3 separate regions of the Homo sapiens genome follow, and regions 1 and 3 are each linked to region 2. Evidence: chromatin loops called from intact Hi-C (ENCODE). Cell type or tissue: Calu3. All regions are shown on one strand.

Region 1 (8,000 bases), 780 kb before region 2:
TGGGGTTGTGCCTTTGAGAGAAGGAAATTTGGCCTCTTTCTTCTCCTGACTTCTATTTTAGCTGGAATGCAGACATAGTGGTGACAGCTGAAGTAGCAACTTGTATCACTAAATAGAAATCATGTGTTGAAAATGGCAAGACAAGAAGATTGAATGACCCTGAAACCCTGATGATTATGGTGCCTCCATATCATCTTTGGACCACCTAGCTGACTTCTAATTAAGACATAAACAAGCATCTGTCTTGTTTAAGCTTTATTTCGGATTGTCTCTGACCATGGTTAAATTGAGTGGGCCATGGGAACAACACTTAAAAATACTATATTGGCTTAGTGACTAGGTGGCAGGAAGTGAGGACACAGATATTGGACTGGATAGCTGTTGACAATACGTATATTATGGCAAAACATTTTAGAAAGTTGACTTGGAGAGATCTTGGACATAAGACCATTTGCCAACCAAGCCTTTAACTCTTATACTCTTGCTGCCTGCATTGGCTGTTTTGTTTTTAATTTTTAATTTTTTTTCCACATAGCAGAGTCTTACTAGAGAGACAACTCAAGTTAGAACTAGTCACTTGCAAGGTGAAAAGGAAAAAAATGTAGTTGTGGTAAGATAGGCTTTCTGGGGTTTTTATTTTTCTTTACTTGTTTTTGGCCTGTGATCTAAATTGACTAGAGTCTTATGATTCAGGGCTTTAAAAATCAATTCTGACAGAAAAACAAAGGCTTCTGTGCCCAAACTGAGGCAGTGATAAAATGAGTCTCTAAATCAAGAAATAGTCTTAGCAGAAGATAAGTAAGGCTGGACAAAACCATTAAGACTGCCAGACAATAGGAGCCAGCCCAGTGGGAAACATTAGATTAAGAATGTTGCCTTCCTACTAAAACCAATTGTTTTATTTCTCCTTAAGTTGGTCACTATTAAATTGAGCAAGAAGGAAATTGACAGGACATGGAAGCAAGTAACTAAAGGCCAAAGTTTTCAGGCTAAAAAACAACATTGAGATGAGAACTTTGGCTTTATTTACTTGCAACCAGAACTGGTGGAAATAGAGTCTGTGGACCTACCAAAGGTTTTTGCAGTATTGCATTGCCAAAGAAACCTCGGGCCAGGCTTACAAAAGTCTGTCATAGCCTACCCGTTCAGGCAAACTGTGTCTCCCTAAACCTGTACCAACCATCAGGAAGAAGCCTGCCAGCATTCTGAGTCATACCAAGTTGGTAAGACTCTCCAATGTCTACTTCATATCTGGCCATGGAGATAATGGATATGCAAGAACCTCCCTAAAGGCAAAGCCATAAATTCATAGGATAATAACGAAGAAAGGTGTGCAGCAGAGAGTGGTTCAAAGTGCTTCCAGATAGCTTAACATAGGAAATTACTCCACTGCCATGATATTGAATCCAGTTACTGCTGTATTGTTTCTATTCTTCCTTTTTAAAAATTGAGCTTTTTAAATATTATGTCTATCCTGTTATTCACCACTATGGTTTAGGTTGGGGAGCAGGGGAAAGATAACTTTAGCAAGATGCAGGACCTGAATAGATCTTTTCAGTTGTCTCTCTTGGAGGGTGGGATGGGGAAGAGCATGTTTTAATTGTCGTTGAAAAGTGTGACCTAAATCGGCAGTGATGGCAGAGACTGAAGTAGACTTCGATATTCATTCTTCTTTTCTATTCCAGAGAAAACTACCTTTCCACCCAAATTCATGCTGTCATGCATACTACAGAGTTGATATTGGGAAGTAGGTGCTTATCCAGGGACATTTTTAAGCCCCTTTTGCATCTAAATAGGATCACAAAACTGCTTGCCAATGGATGATATAAAAATGACACATTAAATCTGTCATTTCTTGGTGAAGGTGTTTAAGAAACATGAATACTTTCTCCATCCTCTTTTCTTACTTCCTCAACCATGTAAAGAAGAGAACACCTCTCTCACCTCCCCAGCAATGGAACCCATGTATTAAAGATGGCAGAGCCAGTATAAGCCTATTTCTGTTGACAAATGCCAGACACAGATGAGAAATAAACTTTGATTGTGTTTGACCTATTTTTCATTTGAGGAGACCTCTCTTTTTTGTTTTTAAATAGAAGCTAGCATTACCCTAGCCTACACATCTTTTTCCACCTAATAGAATATTAACTCAGCTCATGACCACTCAGCTAAAACTGGTATTTTCCAGTCCCTTGTACCTCTAGATGTGACTGCATAATAAAGCCCTGCCAGTAGGATATGAACTGAATTGAAACGTATAACTTCTATTGCATGAACTTTAAGGCGAGAGTATGACCTTGCTGTAGTTTGAATAACCCATCCAAAACTCGTGTTGAAATTTAATTGCTATTGCAACAGTATTAAAGGGTGGAACATTTAAGAGGTAGTTAGGTCTTGAGGGCTCTGGCCTCATGAATAGACAAGTGCTGTTATTGCAGGAGTGGGTTAGTTATTGTGGAAGTTTGGCCCGTTTTTTTTCTCTCTCACACTCACTTGCCCTTCTACCGTTTTGCCACCTCAGGCCTTTGCCAGATTGGTACAATGCTCTTGGACCTCTCAGTCTCCAGAATCATAAGCTAAATAAACTTCTTTTCTTTATAAATTACCCAGTCTGTGGTATTAATGTTATAGCAGAAAAAAAAGAATATTAAATCATGTCTATCTATTAAATAGTCCCCTCTTTTTTGTTTTTTCCTTTTTGTCATTGATTGAGTGTGGCATGGTGATGGGCAGTGAAGCACCTAGCTTAGACAAAAATGTGGTGTAATGAGGAAGGCCAGACACCAAAAGAGAAGAAACCTAGCTCAACATTCCAGGCCTGATTCTTCCATCTGGAACTTCTCATGAGAGAAATGAACTTCTTTACTTTATATCTCTCTGTTAAAGCATAGGAACACCTGTTCCTGTGCTTAACTTATGCATATATATGTGTGTAGTTGCAGTAAAATGTACTTTTGCTGTGGGTTACAATTTTTAAGGGTATATATTAACTATTCTACTATATTCTCTTAATATTATTTTAATATGATATTCATTCATTTATCCTAAATGTTTTCTTCTTCATGCTACCTCAATGGATCAAGAGCTCATGAACTCAGTGTCTCTCCATGGTAATTATGCTGTCATTCTCCCCTAAAAATAAGATCTGTATTCAATCACTTCAAGTTTAAAGCACTTTGAACCCTCTAGTTTGCAGCCTACTAAAGGCATGGCTAGGGACTAAGGTATCTTACCTGTTATTCTTAGGGTTTGGACAGATGCTAGGAAGCCATGGAGGGATTCCCAGGAAGCTGCAGCTATTCCCTGTGCATAAGAATAAGACCCTTGGAAATCCCATTTATTAGAAAGTATGACTTAGGAATTTTGAATTTTAGTGCAGGTAAAGATGACTTTAGTTCATATCAATGAATTGCCCAATCTTTTAAAAATAGGAATAATACAACATTAATAAATAGATTAGTAAAGGAATGATGTTATTATTACTTACATATAACAAATAGGTTAAAAATTAATGGAAAAATACTAAAATTACTTGACCACATGAAGCTACCTTTTTTGGTTACTTATGGTTTATTTTTTACTTTCCATATAACCCAATGATTAGTTATGTTATTAAGCAAAAACCAACAAAAACCAAATTAACATATTTTAGGTTTTATTTATTATAATGGTAATTATTGACCAAAGTTTTTTATTTCCTTTTTAAAATCAGTGACATCTCTGGACTCTGGGAGATAAATACCAAAAGATTAATAACAAACAAATACATTAGTCTCTAAAATAAGTACAGAAAATTAATCATTGCCACTTACTCTTCCACCTTAATATCTTTATTTGCCTTCCACTGGAGGAATGTATGTAATAGAATCTGAAAATCAACACTGTTGTTGACTTACTTGTACATGTGTTTTGGGAGACTGGGTAAGTGGCTGTTTACCAGGTGGGGAAGCATCTAAGTTCTGATATTGTTGGGAACAGTATCTTGCAGAAGAGAGGACATTCAATTGGGAAATCAGAGATGTATTTCTCTTGGATCTACTGCTAGTTATGTGACAAGGCAAAGTGTAGAAATACTTGCATCTCCATTTCGTCATCTCTGCAATAAGGGAAATATGCTAAATAATTTCTAAAACTCCTTAGGTTCAAATTATGATTTAAAGAAAATAAAATGTAATCAATAAAAGTAAGTAATACATCATCATGACAGAATGCTATTTTAAAGGATAGGGATGGATTTAGATACATATTTTTTGCTTTGGGAAAATAACCCAAAATTTAATAGTGGACTTCACACTGTATTTTAGAAAAATTCCCATTGCTCCCTATTTCTTGTGATTGTTGTGGAATCTCACCCCTCCATCTCAGCTCAACAGTAAATGTACTATGAAGATTTTTATCCCCCAGATGGCAGTGCAGCATTCCAAGTTTAGAATGTTCTGGTCTGGTGCTCTGGAAAAAGGCAATATGAGCTTTTCTTATATTGTCTCCATCGCAATTTTCTGTGCCATGTTTCTTCTTTTTGGAGGAAGTATGCTACGAATCTAATGTAACAAGACTTGAATAATGAAAGACAGATAGCTCATTCTGAAGGGAACACAGCAGAGATCCACTTCTGCCTGCTTGTGCAGCATTGTGTCCAGTAAATAGTAATTAAAACCATCACACAAAGTAATCTAATGAAATAATGAAAGTTTTAAAAACTATCAGAAAAATCATCTATACTTTTAATTAGTATTTTACATGTTATTTTATCAGAATTTGAAAACATTTACTAAATGTAATAGGATTAAGACGCTTCTCAGCAATTATTTTTTAAAGATACAAATGAAATGGACAGCATGCACCATAACCTTCATTGAAAGAACTATAAGCTGCTTATGCTATTGCTGAGACTTGCTTATGAGGCATATAAAAATCAACAAACAAATACAAATAGCTTCAGATGGAGAGCATGAAAAGAAGCCAGGAAAAGGGTCATTCCAGTTTAATGATAAAAATTCAGTGGAACCATTTAGATCAAAACAATATCTGGTCATCTGCATGGTCAAAGGAACTAGGGTGAATTCTTTACATTTCCACCATATTTTAGATGAATGATGTTTTGTAGATTAATTATACTAAAAGAATATTGGTAATGATGTGAAAGTAGAAGAAGTAAGGACAGGAAAACAAAATTTTGGAATGTGGTCACAGTTTTATGTTCTAAAAATGCCTTCACATTTAGGTCTAATGAAGTCTTTCCTGTTTCACATTTTCTAGTAAGAAAAAGGATTCAGGACACAAAGATTTTGAGTAACAAAAATGAATATTCCCCTTTTTAAACCACAGAGTGTAGATGATTTTATTTTATCTGCTGCTTATGAGTTGATTATCTACCTTTACTAGAGGCACCTCAGATGAATACTTCATTGCAGTGTAAAATTCTGTAGCTGTCTATAATACATATAGACTTCCAAATATAATACCATCCTTCTCTATCCAATTAAGGAAAAATCTATACATGCATATATGCACTTTAATCTATAATCACTGCTTGGGAAACAAAAACAAGATATATCTGCCTTCAATGAGTTTACATTCTAGTGGGAGAGAGAAATTGCAAATAACCATGGACAGAACATGAGCTGTGAAAGAGGCAGCATGGTGAGGATAGTGGGCTATGTAGCCAGGATACTAGGATTCAAATCTTGGTTTTGACTCCTAACATTCCTGTGTCTTTGGATAGATTACATTCTAGTTTCTTTATAAAACAAATGATAATGAGAATACCTATCTCATAGAGTTGTTTTGGAAGAAAATGAGTTAATTGAGTAAACTGCTTGTCATATAGCAATGTCAGTAACACATGGCAAAGGAGAAAAAAATGTCATGGGGTTAAGAGGAAGCAAAGACCAATAAAGGAACTAACAGTTGCTATTAAAGGATACCCTTTAAAGACCGTCAGTGATGTATTGAGAGAGGAGGATAGAAAGGGCAGCTTCAGGCTAAGGTAACAACATGTTAAATGTTAGGGGAAGGAGGTAGTAGCTCAGTTTGATTGCAAATGGGATAAAAATAAAAATGTAGGTCCAAACATATGCTAAGGACAACTTGTATTGGGCTAATAAGATTTTGCTTCCTCAAAATATATAGAAAGTCACTGAAGATTTTTATGCCAGGGACGAACAGTCAAATTTTTGCTGTCAACATATCATTCTGGTTGCTTTATGAAAGAAAAATTGAGCATAAAAGAAACTAGAGACAGAGAGCTTAGAGAGGGCCGCAAAATCCAGAACAAAACGGGGGTAACTGTGATCATCGCTTAAAAATCATTTATTGGCTTGCCAACTAGTTCAAAAATTATCTTATCTAACTAAAGGTCCTATTTAGTAGCATGCAAAATTTTACTTGCCCTTTCTATCTGTGTGTAGACTTCCACTCTATCATATATATATATATATATATATATATATACACACACACACAAACACACACACACATACACACACATATGTATATATGTGTATATATACACGTATATATATGTGTATATATACATATATACGTATATATAGCATTTCAGACACAGTTTTAAAATTATACAAAAAATAGCTATATTAACAGACTGTCTTTCCTATTTCCTGAACATTCTAAACACAGAAGGAACCTCTTCTTTTTCTCATAACTGTGTTTTGTTTTGAAGATTAGACTTGTAGAGGCTTACAGAGGCAACTTCTTTTTTCATTCAGTGTCTGTTGGCCTGCGCACGAGCAGTGATAAACCTGACCAACAGTCCTTTCCTTCTCCTTGTTTTCCTTTTTTTCTGCCTCATTTTTTTCTCTTTCTAGATACCTCTGATCTATTTTTTATATTTCACAGCTTACTTCTGTCTTGTTTCTTTCCTTCCTTCTTCCTAAAGGAATCAGAATATCTTAACACTTTCCTTCTTTCTTCCCACCACTGAAGCCCGCAGGGTCTTTGTTTAGCTAATGGACCCTGTTCTGAAGAAACCATGCAATCTGAAATAAAGCAACAGGCAGTCCAGATAGAATTGGGGTTCTTGGTTCCAGTTGCAAAATGGAAGAATAGCCAGCATTACTTAACAGAAACAGTATGATTTGAGTTCCTGAATCTTCTTTAGAATAAGTTCAATCCTGAGTCTCTGGAAAGAAGAGCAGTAAGTGGCCTGGTTTTGAGGCCTGCTTTAAGAACTGTCCCAAATCCCAGCTTTGATCATCAGTCACATGAATTTAAATAAGTAAAAGGTATCTTGTTGACTAGTTCGTAAAAACTAGATGGAGCATGCTAAAAATTAAAAATAGATAACCTGTTAATTAAAAAGAAGATTTATTTATTAAGCAAATCAGGAAGAAGCAAACTTTCAGGAAACTAAGCTTTTTTTGACACATTTCACAGCATGCCTCATGGTCTTTCTCATGGGCACTCTGGCTTGTTAATCACTTCAGCAGCCTGGTTTTATCTGTTTCACCCACTTATGGGTGAAATTATGGTGAAAAAATGTGGCTGCTGCAAGCTTCTAAATTGACATGTCCTCAGTTCCAGGGGCCAAGAGCACTGAACTCTTCTATCCAGGACATGGGAATCAGGACATGGCTCAGTAAAAGTGAACTTCTTGCCCTCAGTGAAATTAACTTGGGTCCCAGAGTCACATGGCAAACATATGGCTATACCGACTTTATTAGTCAGCTGTACCTGATTGCTGTAACAACACCACCACAGTCGGTGGCTTTTATAGCTTTGGCTTTCTCTATGATGTCAGAATTCTCTATTGTTTCTTCTTCAACTGGGCAGCCAATGGGTGAAGCAACAGAACAGGTGGAGGAGTTCTTGGAAGGGTTCTTAGAAGCCAGGACTAGAGGTGGCATTCATAATTTTTACTCACATTCTATTGCTGGAGCTTAATCACAGGGTGATCTAAACACAAGGAAGGCTGAGAAATTAGGTTTCTTCATGAATCCAGGAAGAAAGAAATAGAATCATCTTCTCCACAGGGACCCATC
Region 2 (8,000 bases):
ACAATGGCTGAACTAATTTACACTCCCACCAACAATGTAAAATCATTCCTTTTTCTCCACAACCTTGCCAGCATCCATTATTTTTTGACTTTTTGATACTAGCCATTCTAACTGGTGTTAGGTAGTATCTCACTGTGGTTTTGATTTGCATTTCTCTAATGATCAGTAATGTCGAACTTTTTTTATATGATTTTTGGCCACATGTATGTCTTCTTTTGAAAAGGGTCTGTTCTTGACCTTTGCCCACTTTTTTATGGGATTGTTTGTGGGGTTTTTTGTACATTTGTTTAAGTTCCTTATGGATGCTGGATATTAGACCTTTGTTAGATGCATAGTTTGCAAAAACTTCCTCCCATTCTGTAGATTGTCTGTTTACTCTGTTGATAGTTTCTTTTGCTGTGCAGAAGCTCTTTAGTTTAATTAGGTCCTATTTGTCAATTTTTACATTTGTTGCAATTGCTTTTGGTATCTTCATCATGAAATCTTTGCCCATACCTATGTCCTGAATGGTATTGCCTAGGTTGTCTTCCAGAGTTTTTATAGTTTGAGGTTTTACACTTAAGACTTTAATCTATTTTATGTTGATTTTATATATGGCAGGGGTCCAGCTTCAATCTTTTTCATATGCCTAGCCAATTATCCCAGCACCATTGATTGAATAGGGAGTCCTTTCCCCATTGCTTGTTTTTGTCAGGTTTGTTGAAGATCAGAGAGTTGTAGGTGTGCAGTTTTATTTCCGGATTCTCTATTCTGTTCCATTGGTCTATGTGTCTCTTTTGGTACCAATACCATGCTGTTTGGATTACTGTAGCCCTACAATATAGTTTGAAGTTGGGTAGTGTGACGCCTCCAGCTTTGTTCTTTTGCTTAGGGTTGCATTGGCTATTTGGGGTCTTTATTTGGTTCCACATGAATTTTAAAATAGTTTTCTCTAGTTCTGTAAAGAATGTCAAGAGTAGTTTAATAGGAATAGCATTGAATCTACGAATTACTTTGGATAGTATAGCCATTTTCATGATATTGATTCTTCCTCTCCATGAGCATGGAATGTTTTTCCATTTGTTTGTGTCATCTCTGATTTCTTTGAGCAGTGGTTTGCAGTTCTCCTTGTAGAGATCTTTCACCTCCCTAGTTAGCTGTATTCCTAGGTATTTTATTCTTTATGTGGCAAGAGTAGAAATATTTTTAAGGAAGATGATTCTTGCTCCTACTAAATAACTATAGAAGAGGAAGAATCATTTGGCTTTCACATGACTTGTGTATTATAAATAAAAAAGTTCTTTCAAATTAATTCCATTTACTATGTTTTATATATTCCTTCCATAATTCACTTATTCTATTCAGTAAAGGCTTAGTCTGCCAAAACCACTGCATGATTTTCCAAAGGAGGTACACAGTAAAAAAAAAATGATTAGAACCATAAGTTCTGGAGTTGGACCACATGGGTTTAGATCTTGGCTATACTCCTTGCTAGCTGTGTAACATGGATGAACTAGTTAATCTCTCCAAACCTCAGTCTCCTCAGCTCTCCTATTATTAATAAAATCGGTTTAATAATAATGTATTCCTCCTTATTTTAATGAGAGGATTAAATGATAGCATGTTGAGAAAGCACTTACACAGTATCTGGCATATTATAAATGTCCAATAAGTACTAGTTATTGTTAGAATTTCTGGATTTAAAGAGATCACTTATTTTTTAAAGGTATCTTGATTGTTACTACTATATCATGCAAATCTTTATCTCTTTTAATTATTTATTTAATGACAGAAAAATACTGTAAAAACTGAAAAATTCAAAATTAATTTTCCAAGTGCCTAAGTAATTTCTAAATAGAGATATAAACACATTTAAGTTCACAATAATAATTGCATTTCATTGGAGTTTTACAACTACTGCTTGGTTCTAAATGCTTTGAACTAGACAGTTAAACTTCTCATATTTTAAATTTTTTTCCAAACATAAAATGCATACATTGAATAACCTAACTTTAGGTATACTGAGACTTCATTTTATAATGAACAGTTACATGAAGAGTGCCTGCTCCCAAAAAAAGGAGTTATAATGCTTCAATTTTAAGTGGTAAGACATTTACTGGGACACAGAGTAAAATTATAGTGAAAAATGTGAAGATGCTATCTGAATAGTGATAAGATAATTTTATTGTCTATTTAAAGACAGGCCTTGGCAATTGGAAAATATTAGTTAAATCTTTTTTGAGCTTTTTGCTGTTATTGTTGTTTTTATTATGTTACTAGTTTTGCTTTCTTTCTTCTATCTTATAATATTTTCCCTAAAGAATGGGGTTAGTTATGTGGGGCAATCTAATATGATGGTATTTATAATGCTCTAAATTAAATTTTTGAGCTAAGAAAATCAGTCACAACACTTGAGATTTGTCAATTTTCTAGTGAATTATAGTTATCTGTAAACAGTTTTGATTATGAAACTTCTATGAAATCTCTCATTATTTTGTAACTTCTTTCCCTTATTTATTTTACAGACTAAGCCATTTTCTCTTAAGCCTATGTTAGCAGCATCTCCCCTTGGAAATACTATGATCATTTGATAATACTGGGTTTCAAACTCTAGATGCCTTTCTCACATTGGCTTCATAGTTCAATTCCATAAGTTTGTGTCAAGATACTACTACATGTAATTCAGGTTACTAGAGTTCCTGCTCTCAAAAAAAAAAAAAAAAAAAAAAAAAAAAAAAAAAAAAGGGAGTTTGGCCTGTCCAGAAATAAAATAATGTGGCAGAAAAGGTATATAAAACCTCTTGAGATTTTAGGGAACTGATTAATAGCATCTCTACCTTTTCACATCAGAGTCCTGAACCAACTAAGAGGTAGAACAAAGTATCAAGCTGCTACAGATCAGGATAGTAGCTTTTTGCATTATGGGCTTAAATGTGTATCCCCAATTTGGTTCCTTGAATTGAGCTTACAATTCAGATCAGCAATGCTCCCCTGCAAGTTCCCTGTAAGCTCACTATGCATCTGATAGAGCAGCATGCAGCCTCTTAGGAGGTAGGCAGATGGACAGTAAGAACCCTAAATGTCCTGGACTAAGCGTGCTTAATTTCTTCCCCCAAATTTGTCAGTTAGGCCAAGCATCCTCCCCACTGCCCCACCTGGGCAAGATGGATGAAGGAAAGGATCCCAAAAGATGTAAATGTTGCTCCTTTTTTCCCCTTTAGTGCATGCAGTGGAAATTCCCCATCACTCGGTTGGAATATGAAGAGTAAAAATAAGTGTTCCCATCCTAAAAGAGACAACATGAATTTCAATTCAAAGAAGAAAGATTCCAGATGGTTGGAATGATCAGGAAATAATTCAGAGAGAAGATAGTATCTGAGAAAGGCTTAAAAGAGGAATACAAATTAAACAGGCAAGATGAAAGAAAAGGGCTACCATAAGGAGCCTTGTAAAACGTCCAGAAGAAATAACTAGAAGAATTTCCAGGCTTCAAAAAGGACCCAGTTAACATTGGAGTGAATTTTTAATGAATTTAGTCAGTACGATTTGAGACTTTCTTTATTAATATTTAGGAGGCAAGGATAAGGCAGACATCATAAAGTGTTTACAGTTAGCAAGTGCCGTAATGTATATTTAACTTAATGTGGCATTCTATGAAAGTAGTGTATCATTACAATAGATGTTGTGGAGTTCAGGCTCTGTTGCTGGACAAATGAAACCAGTATCTGTGTCAGTCTAGGAGGAGTAAAGAAGGGAAAATAATGAACAGATTTATGGGGAAAAGCAGAAGACAGACGTCTATAATGAAAGAGAAGTTTTGGAAAATGGATTAATGCCCAGAGATAAAACCCACACTATAATTATGAAAATCATTAGAATTTTAACAAAAGGAATTTTGAGGGCCAAATAGCAGAGGGTCATCACTGGATGCTGAAATCACTAAGGATGCTTCTAAAAATGTTGGCACAATGTGGTGTAAGCTAGTGGAGAAAGATGGATACCCATCACAGAAGTTGTTGGTGACATTGATGAAGAATTAAATAGCATAAATACAGAAAAAATAAGTGGCTTCAGAACATGCTGTTGGTTAATAATCTGGAAGTGGTATTGGCTGATAAATAATATGGTGACGTATTCTCCTGTCCTTATAGAAAAAATAGGCTAGAAGGCATCAGGGAGAAATCGGGTTTCAATTAATAAAAAGTGTAACGAGCCTTGAAAAAGATTTGAGAATTTATTACAATGTGCAATAAAATGTAGCTAGTCAGTAACATATGATTTATGAGACACTAGCAAGGAAATGGGCCAGAGTATATATGTGGCCTGGGAAACAAGAGAGATCTAGGTAAGAAAAGGGAGTTGGGAACTATCAATAGCAAGGATTAAGAAAATGGGTTGAGAGAGAAGCTCCAGGAAACTGTTGACAGTACAGAAGGTGTCATAATTTAATCACTTCAGTCCTTTGGAATGGTATTGCCAAGTCACTTTGGGATGTTAAAAAATTATATTCCTTCAACACTTTATAATTAGGAACAGGAATTGGCATCATCCTATTGGAGCTTGCTGCTAACAACGTGGGAGTTTTTAGAGACAGATACAAGGTCTTGCCAACACATTCTAATGTAGTCACAATGCCATCCAGTGGTTACTTTGGTTACTTTACAGGTACTTTCCATTGCTCTTTAAGAATATATTTTATTTTATAGTTAATATTCATCAAAGTTTCAGAAAGCTTGTATGGAAAGTGTTTTATTATATCTTCAAAAATGGCATAGCAGGGATTTGATTTGCTATGTACTTCTAAGCTAATGGAGTTATATCCAGCTTGTTTTCTATATGTGTTATGCTCTGGGAAACATGATTTAGCCTGTCCTCTATCAAAATTAATGCAATAAGGAACCATGAAATAATGGGACTTACACTGTATTCAATTTTAGTTCTAATAGAAACACAATGGAAAATAACATCTGCGACATAGGCCTGGTTGATCAGAGGAAAGTAATGGACATTTGTTGCTGTGATTTTATTGGTGCTATGGGTTTTTTCCTTCACGGTATGCTCATCAGTATAGGGATAATGTAATAAATACTTTTGACTTCACTCGTATTTAGTCTCAGTTTGTCTGTAAGGTCATAATGAGCAAACTTAAATGGGAAACATTAATTTGGCAGCTGACAACATAAAATAAATCTAGCTGCCATTAGCAAGGACCCTTCTTAAAATTTTTATAAAAGCACAGCTTTCAAGTTTATTGCACATCTCTTTAAAAATGTATTTCAAAGTAACTTCAGAGACATCTATTTGGCACACTCAAACTTTTGGTGATGAAATTCCCTTTTGCCACTAAAATTCATTATTTGAATCTCCATGGTAAATTAGCTTTATGAGTTAGCTATTGTAATTATTTTTCTGTGAAGCAAAGGCAGGAGTAGAGACAATTTCATCATCTTATCATCATTTGTATGTGGAATCACTAAAGAGTTTACCCATGTGGAACCATGAAAGTCCCTGATTTACCCCTCTATCAGTAGGCATAAACATATCTAAACCACCCAAGAAACTGTACATTAATATTGCTTCTAAGACCTGGGGGTTGGGGGGTAGCATCCCCACAGTCAACAATGTTAAAGTGATGAAACATTTTAAATAATTTTAATGTTAAAATAATTGGAGCCATTTCTTGTTTGATTATTTTCACACTATTGGTCCTTAAACTGTTTAAATTTGGTTCAGAAAGTACAGAGCGGGCCGGGTGTGGAGGGTCACACCTGTAATCCCAGCACTTTGGAAGGCCGAGGAGGGTGGATCACCTGATGTTCAGAGTTCAAAACCAGCCTGGCCAACATGGTGAAACCTCATCTCTACTAAAAATACAAAATTAGCCAGGTATGGTGGTGCATGCCTGGAATCCCAGCTACTTGGGAGGCTGAGGCAGGAGAATCACTTGAACCTGGGAGGCTGAGGTTTCAGTGAGCCAAGATCACTCCATTCACTCCAGCCTGGGCAACAAGAGCGAAATTCTGTCTCAAAAAAAAAAAAAAATACCAAAGTGATTTGGAAAAGAAAGTGATATTGATGTAAATGATGGCAGTGTCTGCAGATTTTCAGGGGTGTAGGAGCAAGAGATCTAATGTTACCCAGACCGAGTGGCAAAACTGAAGATAATGACCACAATAGAAACACTTCACAGTTCACAAGAGTTATGGTGTTTTATCTTCACTCATGTAGCTAAATACTCCATGTTGATATTCATTTGTCAATACTAAATTAAGCTGAGTAATTCTTTTAACTAAACACTGATACTCTACAACCTGCTTCGTACAGTACATTTATTGGGGGCTTTGTTCTTGTTGTTGAGTTCTATATTTTTTTAACTTTACATTTGAAAAAGTTTTAGACTTACAAAAAAAGTTGAAATAGTACAATGAACACACATATACCTTTGCTTACACCAAATGGTAACCTCTTTGCCACATTTGCTTTGACTATCAATTTATTTTTTTTGGAGTAAACTAGATAAAAATAAGTTGAAGACACTTCAACCTATAACCCTGTAAACCTTAGGGTTTACAACCCTACGTAGTTTACAATACTACTACATACTTCAGTAGTATCTCCTAAGAACAAAAATACTTTCCTGTATAACCACAATGTCAATCACACATCCAAAAATTGAACATTCGTCCAATAATATTATCCAATATAATCTCTAAATTTAAATTCCCCCAATTCTCCAAAATTTCACTGATAACTCCATTGTAAAAGCATATTTCTTTTTTTTTTTATGTTTTTTTTTATTATACTCTAAGTTTTAGGGTACATGTGCACATTGTGCAGGTTAGTTACATATGTATACATGTGCCATGCTGGTGCGCTGCACCCACTAACGTGTCATCTAGCATTAGGTATATCTCCCAATGCTATCCCTCCCCCCTCCCCCGACCCCACCACAGTCCCCAGAGTGTGATATTCACCTTCCTGTGTCCATGTGATCTCATTGTTCAATTCCCACCTATGAGTGAGAATATGCGGTGTTTGGTTTTTTGTTCTTGCGATAGTTTACTGAGAATGATGGTTTCCAATTTCATCCATGTCCCTACAAAGGACATGAACTCATCATTTTTTATGGCTGCATAGTATTCCATGGTGTATATGTGCCACATTTTCTTAATCCAGTCTATCATTGTTGGACATTTGGGTTGGTTCCAAGTCTTTGCTATTGTGAATAGTGCCGCAATAAACATACGTGTGCATGTGTCTTTATAGCAGCATGATTTATAGTCCTTTGGGTATATACCCAGTAATGGGATGGCTGGGTCAAATGGTATTTCTAGTTCTAGATCCCTGAGGAATCGCCACACTGACTTCCACAATGGTTGAACTAGTATACAGTCCCACCAACAGTGTAAAAGTGTTCCTATTTCTCCACATCCTCTCCAGCACCTGTTGTTCCCTGACTTTTTAATGATTGCCATTCTAACTGGTGTGAGATGATATCTCATAGTGGTTTTGATTTGCATTTCTCTGATGGCCAGTGATGATGAGCATTTCTTCATGTGTTTTTTGGCTGCATAAATGTCTTCTTTTGAGAAGTGTCTGTTCATGTCCTTCGCCCACTTTTTGATGGGGTTGTTTGTTTTTTCTTGTAAATTTGTTTGAGTTCATTGTAGATTCTGGATATTAGCCCTTTGTCAGATGAGTAGTTTGCGAAAATTTTCTCCCATGTTGTAGGTTGCCTGTTCACTCTGATGGTAGTTTCTTTTGCTGTGCAGAAGCTCTTTAGTTTAATTAGATCCCATTTGTCAATTTTGGCTTTTGTTGCCATTGCTGTAAAAGCATATTTCTATTCTTATCATTAATATTCTCTTCCCAGGATACCTTCTACCCAGTGTTTTTAGCATAGTTGGCCCTTGCCTGAATCACTTATTATATTGACTATTACAAAAAGGTGATTTTCTAATTCTATCATTTCCTTTACATTTTGAGATTTTTTTATTCTGTGAAGACTGTTCTCTTCCTTT
Region 3 (8,000 bases), 170 kb before region 2:
TTCTGTTAAAGTAATTATAGCATGTAACTAATTCATCTAATTCTCACTGACTTCTCTTATGTACCTGATCAATTCCAAGATTTGGATATGAAGCACTGAGGACAGTCTTGGGAATTACTGAGCTCTACACAAATTTTGCCATTTTTATTATACTATCGTTTTCTTTAGTTGCATAAGTAATTGTATAAATTACTTTAGTTAGCATAAGTAATTTGAATGAAATTTCAATAAAATGTCAATAAAATAGCTATTTTGTTTTGTTGGCTTAGGGCTAAAGATAAGAAAGATTTGATGTTGCAATTGCTTTTGGATATTTTATTAGTACAGTAGCAATTGTTCATAAATACAGAGTGAAAATAATAATGCAATTTTGATACAGATGTGAGAAGACTCTAGACCAATATTTTGTATCTAATATGTCTCAGCTTCCTTTAAGTACTTTACCACATTTCATTTCACAACAACATTATCAAGAAAATATTATTTCCATATTTAGATAAAGGAAATGGAGCAGAAAGTGATTCAGTAACTTGCCCAGGTCACATGGTTATAAGTGATAGATCAATATAGCTAACTCTAAGATCCTTTCTATTAAACAATAATATTGGTTTGGTGAATAATATGCTCATATAATTTCAAACTTTCAAAGCAGAGTTTACACAAAAACTTGAAGCTTAACTTTAGTTGTATGAAACCCCAGGGTTTCATAGAAGGTAACTTGAAAACCATAATAGATAGCATCTTATAAAAAGATGCTTATTGTGTGGGCACAGTAAAACTTTCCTTTAGCACTTTCAGTCCTAGCAAATAAGGCTTCTCTGTGACTATGCTAATTTTATTTTCCTTAGCTATATGTGAAGTCAGCGGAGAACCTTATTTCAAGGGTGCATCCAACATGTGTTATAGGCCAGCCATAGACTTTAGAAAGAGAGTATTAATGAGCTCATAATATATCTGAACCTATTTATTAGTAATGTTTTTCATGATAATATTTTATTCATATCATGAAATTCAATTATATAAATATTTATTAATAGAAAGTATACCCCCCATGGATATTAAGAACATGGAATTTAAGGTCCCACAAACCTGGATTGCAATCTCAGTTTTCCTTTTGCTGGCTCTAGATCTAGGACAAGTAATTTTAATTCACTCATCTACAGTTTCCTTATAGGAAAACTCAGGCCAATAATAATGTCTATCTCAGGGCTGTTGTACATTAATCATGTATTAAATTAGATAGTATATGTAAAACACTTAATGGGATATCTGAGTATAGGAAGCCCTTCAGAAGTGATTTTATTATTTTTGCATATATAATAGCATTATTAGTGATAGATACTAGACATGGTCCTTAATATTAAATAGACACGGCCCCTACATAGACATGTAGGTTATGGACTGAAAAGAGAGGCAGTTAAACAAGCATTGGCCATGCAGTTTACTAATTACCAAGCCAGAAAAGAATTAAAATTGTCAGAGTTCCAAAAGCTTTCACTGAGTTCAAAAGTAATTTCAAGTTGAGAACTGGTCCCATTGAAGGTATATATGTCATGAGGGCCCCAGTCTAAACTCACATTTTCAAATTGTCCTTCCCACCATGGAAACACTTCAACACTCATGGGTTAGAATCAGATACCCAAAGGAGTATTGCCATTTGGATAGGCGCTCTGTTTGCCTACATTTCTTTTCCCTAATTGTTTTGCATTGAAAGTGTTTGGTGCACCTTTTAAGATGCCAAAAGACCACAGGCCTCATCTCCTAACAACCAGATGTGACTGTGAATAAAAAGTTTAGAGAGGCTTCTCATTCAAGGTTTTCTTCTAGGGAGGACCAAAATCTTGAAATTGACTAAAAATACAATTTCTATTTTAGCTTAGAGAGGACATGATGGCATTCATTACTTTCAGGATTTCCTGTCTCTGGCAGGCCAACTTGTGACCATGTATGAAGATCACTTATATCAGGTTTGGGAATTAAAGTATTAGATTCGGTCATCAAAGGAATGCTTGGTTAAGACTAGCCAATGGATCAAGTGACTCCTGTATGGCTGAAATTGCCAAGGCCAAAGAGTGGCTAGTATGTAAGAAGTGGTTCCCATAATATGTTGTCATTGGAATGCTCTATGAGGGGAAAAAGCAGAAGCAGCAGTGACTGTAAATGAGGTCTAGACAACAGGTGCTTTTCTTGAGAAACTGGTCATGTTACTAAGAATGATGATGATGATATATATTTGGCTTTTCTTATCTTTTGGCAGTCAGTAGGGATAAGTATTTGGTGCCATCTTCTGAGAGCCCCTGAAATGACATCTGTCCCATCTGTTTTATTTATTTGTGTGTGTGAATTTTTTCTTTTGTTTTGGGTTTTGTTATCTGAAATATACTATGTAGGATCGTTAGATATTTGTGAGAAGATATTCTCGGAAAGCTTCAGAGCTTTGCGTAGTAAGTCTGATTGCAATGGGGGAAAAGGGGAGGATCCTGCAACACAGTTCCTGCTTTCTCCACTATCAGCCATGCTGATGCTTTTGGCAAAATGCATTATGATCACACTTAATTCCTTTGAAACACAGTTTGTTAATGGGTAATTAAGATGTCTTGCATTGATTATTGACTTTGGTTGATATATAGCTCCTGATATTTCTTGCTTTGTAAATTTTTTCCAGCCACTAGCAGAGTTCTAAAGAAAGAAGTAGGTCTGTATCCTTACAAATATACCCCTAAGCTCTCTGCCCATTAACATTTCAGTTTATAAGTGTTTTCAATGTGAAACTATTCACAGTTACCTTGTTGGCCATTTTTCAGCAAAAGGGCCACTCCTGCTGCTGACAGGCATGACAGCCAGCCAGGAGAAACTGGGCATAGAGGAGAAGCAAATCTCCCCTCAAAATTATGTGAGGGGAAATTATATGACTAAATATAGCAACTGTTTAAATTCATCCATAATTCAAGATTTTATCAAGTCCCTCCTCCTCTGTGATGCTTCGTTAAGTACTCCAAGCCATGTTGACCACCTTGTCCTCTGGACTTTCATGGCTCTTAGTTTATTCGGGTATTTAAAATGAAAAGTAAGACACATTAGTCATTGAGCACATGGAAACTATTTTCCTAGAGGGTGAAAACATGCATGTTTTATGTGATTATTGTATTTTTTTGTAGTCAGCTTCATTACCATTATTAGGAGATTATTGCCTGGATCAGTCCTGACCAAAGCTGTTTAACCATCATGTGGTAATAACAGTACTGCAGGAACTTGATGCCCTTAAGGACCTCTATGTCAAATATCTAGAATTTACTTTTTCTTAATTTAATAGATCATTTGAACTCAGAAGTTAGTGAACGGTTAATTTGGGAATGGAGGACAAAAGCTAGATCATACTTATACCCTTTTTTGTTCCCATACGTCAACCTTCATTTCCTGGGAGGTGTCAAGAAAAGGCTTTGGGAGCAGAAGGTGAATAGTAGATTTGAGAGCTCAATTCTCATTAGAGAGGTAATGAAATAATTTCAGTGCAAAAGTTCATCAAAGGCAGAAGAGTATGTGGGAAGTAGATTCTGAGATAGGAAATGCATGTGGATAAAAAGTATGAGTAATGGCCCCCTTCAGTCATTCGGCATTCAACTACAAATGCTTTCTAAGTGTCTGGCACTGGTTTTAGGAAGCACTTGGAGATATAGTAATAAATATGTTAGCCAGGATCACTGCCCTCAAGGAACTTATACTCTAGTGAAATAAAAAAAAGAAAATAACCAATATGCCTATAAATAGTGATTACTGTGGTGAGGGGAAACATGAAGATAAAAAGGGAATAATGAGTAGTGACTTGGGAGTAGAAGGTCCATTTGTATAGCATGGTCAGAGAAAGGCTGTCTGAAATGGTCACCTCTTAGTTGAAACCTAAAGAATAACAACCATCCTGGAATATCTGAAGGAAGAGGGCTCCAAGCAGAGGATTCAGCATGTGCAAAAGTCCTAAGGCAAGAGTGACTCTGGTTTGTTCTAGGAGCAGATAGAAGTGTATGGCTGGAATTTAGTAAAAAGAAGAAGAGAGGATTGGATGAAATAGGCATGACCACAGCATGTAGAATCGTATAAGCCATGACAAGTGGTCGGACTTAATTCTAATTACAATAATAAGCCACTGAGATGTTTTCAGCAGATAAATACTATGATCCCAGATATATTCAAGAAATTTACTCTGGCTATTGGGTAGCATATTGACTATAGGGAGAAAAGATAAGAGTTAAGAGAGTGAAGAGAATAATGGAAGTGATTTAGACTATAATAGTGGCTGTGAGAACGATATGAAGTAGTTAGATTTGGACCACTTTTTGGAGACAGAATAGATAGGTTATGATAATGTAGAGAGTGAGGGAAAGAACAGAATCACAGATGATTTCCAGGATCCTGGAATCAGCAGTATGTTGGATACGTAAGGTGCTCCAAATGCCTTCTCAGCCACCTCCCTTTGCTTATTCCTGCTTTTTGCTAGCCTTGTTTTCCTGCCTAATGTCCTTCTGGACAAGTGCCCCCATGTCTTTTCTCCACACCGTGTCTAGCATAGCTTGAAGTACACAGCAGGGGATCAATTAAAACTCCATGAACTGATTTTCTCTACTACCTAGAAAAGAAAATATGATTCAAGAACAATTTTCTTCTATAGGAAAAACATTTTGGTAAAATTTATAGAAACTTTAGCTTTGCTCTAACCATGTTTATGGTTCCAAGATTACTTGGAACATGATTGTTCCATTTAGTGGCCTTCCATCAAATTTAAAATATGAGTTGTTCACTTTCATTACATGTTTAACTTGCACGAAGATACCTCTTTTTGTTATTATGTGACAACTTCTGTTGTGGCTGTTATGAAATACAAAACAATATTTTAAGAGCTCTATAAATGGTTAGTACTTTCTATGAGAAAAAAGTCTCTATGATTACTGTGTATCGTATTTTCCTACACTAATACTTTAAATCTTAGTGACTTCACCATTTAGATAAAGAGCCCTCTGGTTTTTGTTTGTTTGTTTTGTTTTGTTTTTGAATTCCAATTATTTATGTAAGGCCATACACTCTGTGGATTGTCAAAAGCAGTAGGCAAACCTACTTTCAGTCTTCCCTGACCTCAGAATAATCTTTGGTTGTCTGCATACTTCCTTATGGATGAGCATTGGCAAATGCAAATCATAGCTATTAATATTAAATTATAGGTATTAAGTTCTTACTTGCTCCCTGGTACCATGATAAACACGTGTATGTTTTATTTCACTTAATCAATGGAAATACCCTATGAAGTAAGTAACATAATTATCCCCGTTTTACTGATAAAGACTGAGGCTTAGAAAGGTTAAACATTGTGCCAATATCATCTAGCTGTTCAACTAGAACTGAAATGAATAAAAGTCTACAACTCACATTCTTAACTGTTTAGATTTTCAGCATTTTGAAATTTGATGTGCTTTCACTTGCATCTCTTCTTTGTTTCCCCATCAATATCAATTCCATTTGTTTCATTATCATCCTATGTTTCCTTTCTTTTATTTTTGTTTCTGAATCTAGATTTGGTGCTTTTCTCCACAGGTACTTTGAGCTTAGCACAGACGGCATCCTCTATGTTTCATGGCACTTTCCCCTCATTGCTGTCACTGTTCTCTCTCCCAGATTCACAATACTGAGCTCTGATAATATTTCCAACATTTCTTACTTGCCTTTCAGTGTCTGTGAATGGAATACTGCTATGTGAGTCTGAGGTTTGTACTGGAGGTTTTATGGGTTTCTTGTTATTGCTAGATGAATACTGTAGGTTATTACTATTACTGTAGGTTAATGTTTCTTTATCCTGTTCTTTCAATATCTTCCTAGTATGATGGAGAGAGAGGTTGAAAAATCAATAGAATTAGAATTGAAAAGAGACCATGACAAGATGAAAATTGGATAGAAACAAATTGAATGATTTTTTTTCCAAGTTGAAGTTCAAGATTAGAGTAAAGAGGTGTCTCCAGCTTCTCTCAGAAAATAAAAGGTGGGGAATGTCTCACATGTATCTATCACATGCCCTTTTCTCACTTTGGTTGCCTACTATGGAATCCTCCACTTCATTCTGAACAAATTCTCCTCTCAAAATGTTTCCTTATGTGTTCACAGCAGGGACCAAGCTGTTTGTAGTAGTATTTCCTACTGCCTCCCTTGATGAAGACCGCACCTCTTTATATGAAAGTGGGGAGAGGAGGTATCTATATTTTATCCCCTCACTTATTAAATAAAGCCCACTACACTATTCCCTACTATATTTTTTAAATTAAACCTGGATTCCTGATTTAAAATTTCAATTCCTCCTATAATGCCTCCAAAACACCCAGATCTTCTGATCTTTTGATTCTCACTGATTATGCCTTTGTTCCTTCACTACAGACTCATAAAGTCCTGTCCTGCTATCAGTTTTCAAGTCATCCCTATGGAAGTTCAAAATTTTTTCTAGAGGTCATCCTAATCATTTCACCTTTCTATCTGTATTTTCATTATTCATTTTATGAAGACAATTTTCTTCTAAAGCTAGATCCTCTAATTGTACCCTTCATTTTATATTTACCTAATTCCTGAGCAATCTTGCTCCCATAAGAATGTTGTCGTTTTCCAAACCTATTTTATTTCCCCTCAAAGGGAAGGAAGGACAGAGGTGTCTTGGTCTAGAATTGTACCTGCAGAGATGGTGAGAAATAGCCAGATTTAGGTCATTATGCCAATCATTGTTGAGAAGTTCTTACAGAATTTGCGTTCTATTTCTTAAAAGAAATAATGGCTAAAAGGTTGCATTAGAATATAATATGAAACTTTACTCGAAATAATATAATGTCATTAGTGAAGAGGAAGTTAAGGAAGAGACCACAGTCTTCAAGTAATGGAAACATTTATTTAACATTTACTGCATATTTTTTCATGCAATAAGTATTTATTAATTGCTAGGTACTCTGCTAGATATTAAAGATTCTCTTGAGCATACAATAAACAATATCTCCTTAAGTTTACATACCAGCTTAGAAGAAGGATAATTAATCAGTTTATTACAAGGAAGTGTGATGAGTGACCAGATTGGGAAATTACAGAGAAATATGCAAATTTATAGTAGGGCATTCCATCTAGTCAAGAAGGAAATAACATTTCATCAGAGACCCTAAGAATAAATAAGAGTTAATCCTATCATAATATTAAGGAGAGAAAGTTGAAAAAAACTGTCCCTGACCTCTAAGAACTTACAACACAGGAATCTATATGCTTTCTGAAAGATCTTGCTAGAAATAGTTCAAATAAACTAGGGAAGAATTTTTAAAACAATAGCTGCCAATTTTGCTCTTAACATTTTCCAGAGATTTGTAAAAAAAAAAAAAAAAAAAACACCTGTGACCAATCACCATTTTAAACCTCCTGAATTAAAATTTCTGGGAGTAGATCCTGGGAATCTGCATTTTATAAGCTCCCTGGGTGTTTCATATATATATGAATAATTAGGAAACTTTGCCTAAAATATAAACATAGGTTTTCTTAAGAACCATCTGTGGGTGTTTTAGGCCTGGCATGGTGGCTCACGCCTGTAATCCCAGCACTTTGCGGGGCTGAGGCGGGTGAATCACCTTAGGTCAGGAGTTCAAGACCAGCCTGGCCAACATGGTGAAACCCCAACTATACTAAAAATACAAAAATTGGATGGGCATGGTGGTGTGCACCTGTAGTCCCAGCTACTCGGGAGGCTGAGGCAGGAGAATTGCTTGAATCCAGGAGGCGGGAGCAGTAGTGAGCCGAGATCAGCCCACTGCACTCCAGCCTGGGTGACAGAATGAGATTCTGTCTCAAAAAAAAAAAAAAAAAAGGGAGAGAATCATCTGTGGTGTATTATATCTGCATACTCTCAGGCTGTACCTGAGAACCTGGAATTTGTAGCGGTAAGAGGTCCAGACTCTATTTTTGGGAATCAGCACAGTCAGTGCTGGTTGAGGAGTAGACAG

Evidence for each region. Hi-C counts contacts between places; a loop is a spot of excess contacts. Peaks named below come from ENCODE experiments on the same cell type or tissue, not always from the same donor. Only the 100,000 strongest peaks of a DNase experiment are listed, where the experiment ranks them.
Region 1: it touches region 2 in a loop (4-fold over the local background); 7 of 110 quality-filtered maps call a loop at or near these places.
Region 3: it touches region 2 in a loop (3-fold over the local background); 4 of 110 quality-filtered maps call a loop at or near these places.

Annotation. Positions count from the first base shown.
Region 1 is chr12:78,388,707-78,396,706 of GRCh38, forward strand. No RefSeq gene overlaps it. Among named protein-coding and RNA genes, the nearest start is that of LINC02424, 33 kb to the left of the region's middle. In Calu3, no CTCF peak of the experiment used is centred here; no DNase peak of the experiment used is centred here.
Region 2 is chr12:79,170,284-79,178,283 of GRCh38, forward strand. The region is part of intron 3 of SYT1 (synaptotagmin 1); the gene reads left to right. LOC124902973 (a long non-coding RNA gene) reads right to left here and starts at 2,685. Exons shown (of 2, transcript XR_007063386.1): 1 at 1-2,685. In Calu3, CTCF peaks have their summits at 4,589 (motif pointing left) and 4,790; a DNase peak (open chromatin) is centred at 4,588.
Region 3 is chr12:79,004,286-79,012,285 of GRCh38, forward strand. The region is part of intron 2 of SYT1 (synaptotagmin 1); the gene reads left to right. The region is part of intron 4 of LOC105369863 (a long non-coding RNA gene); the gene reads right to left. Among named protein-coding and RNA genes, the nearest start is that of SYT1, 140 kb to the left of the region's middle. In Calu3, no CTCF peak of the experiment used is centred here; no DNase peak of the experiment used is centred here.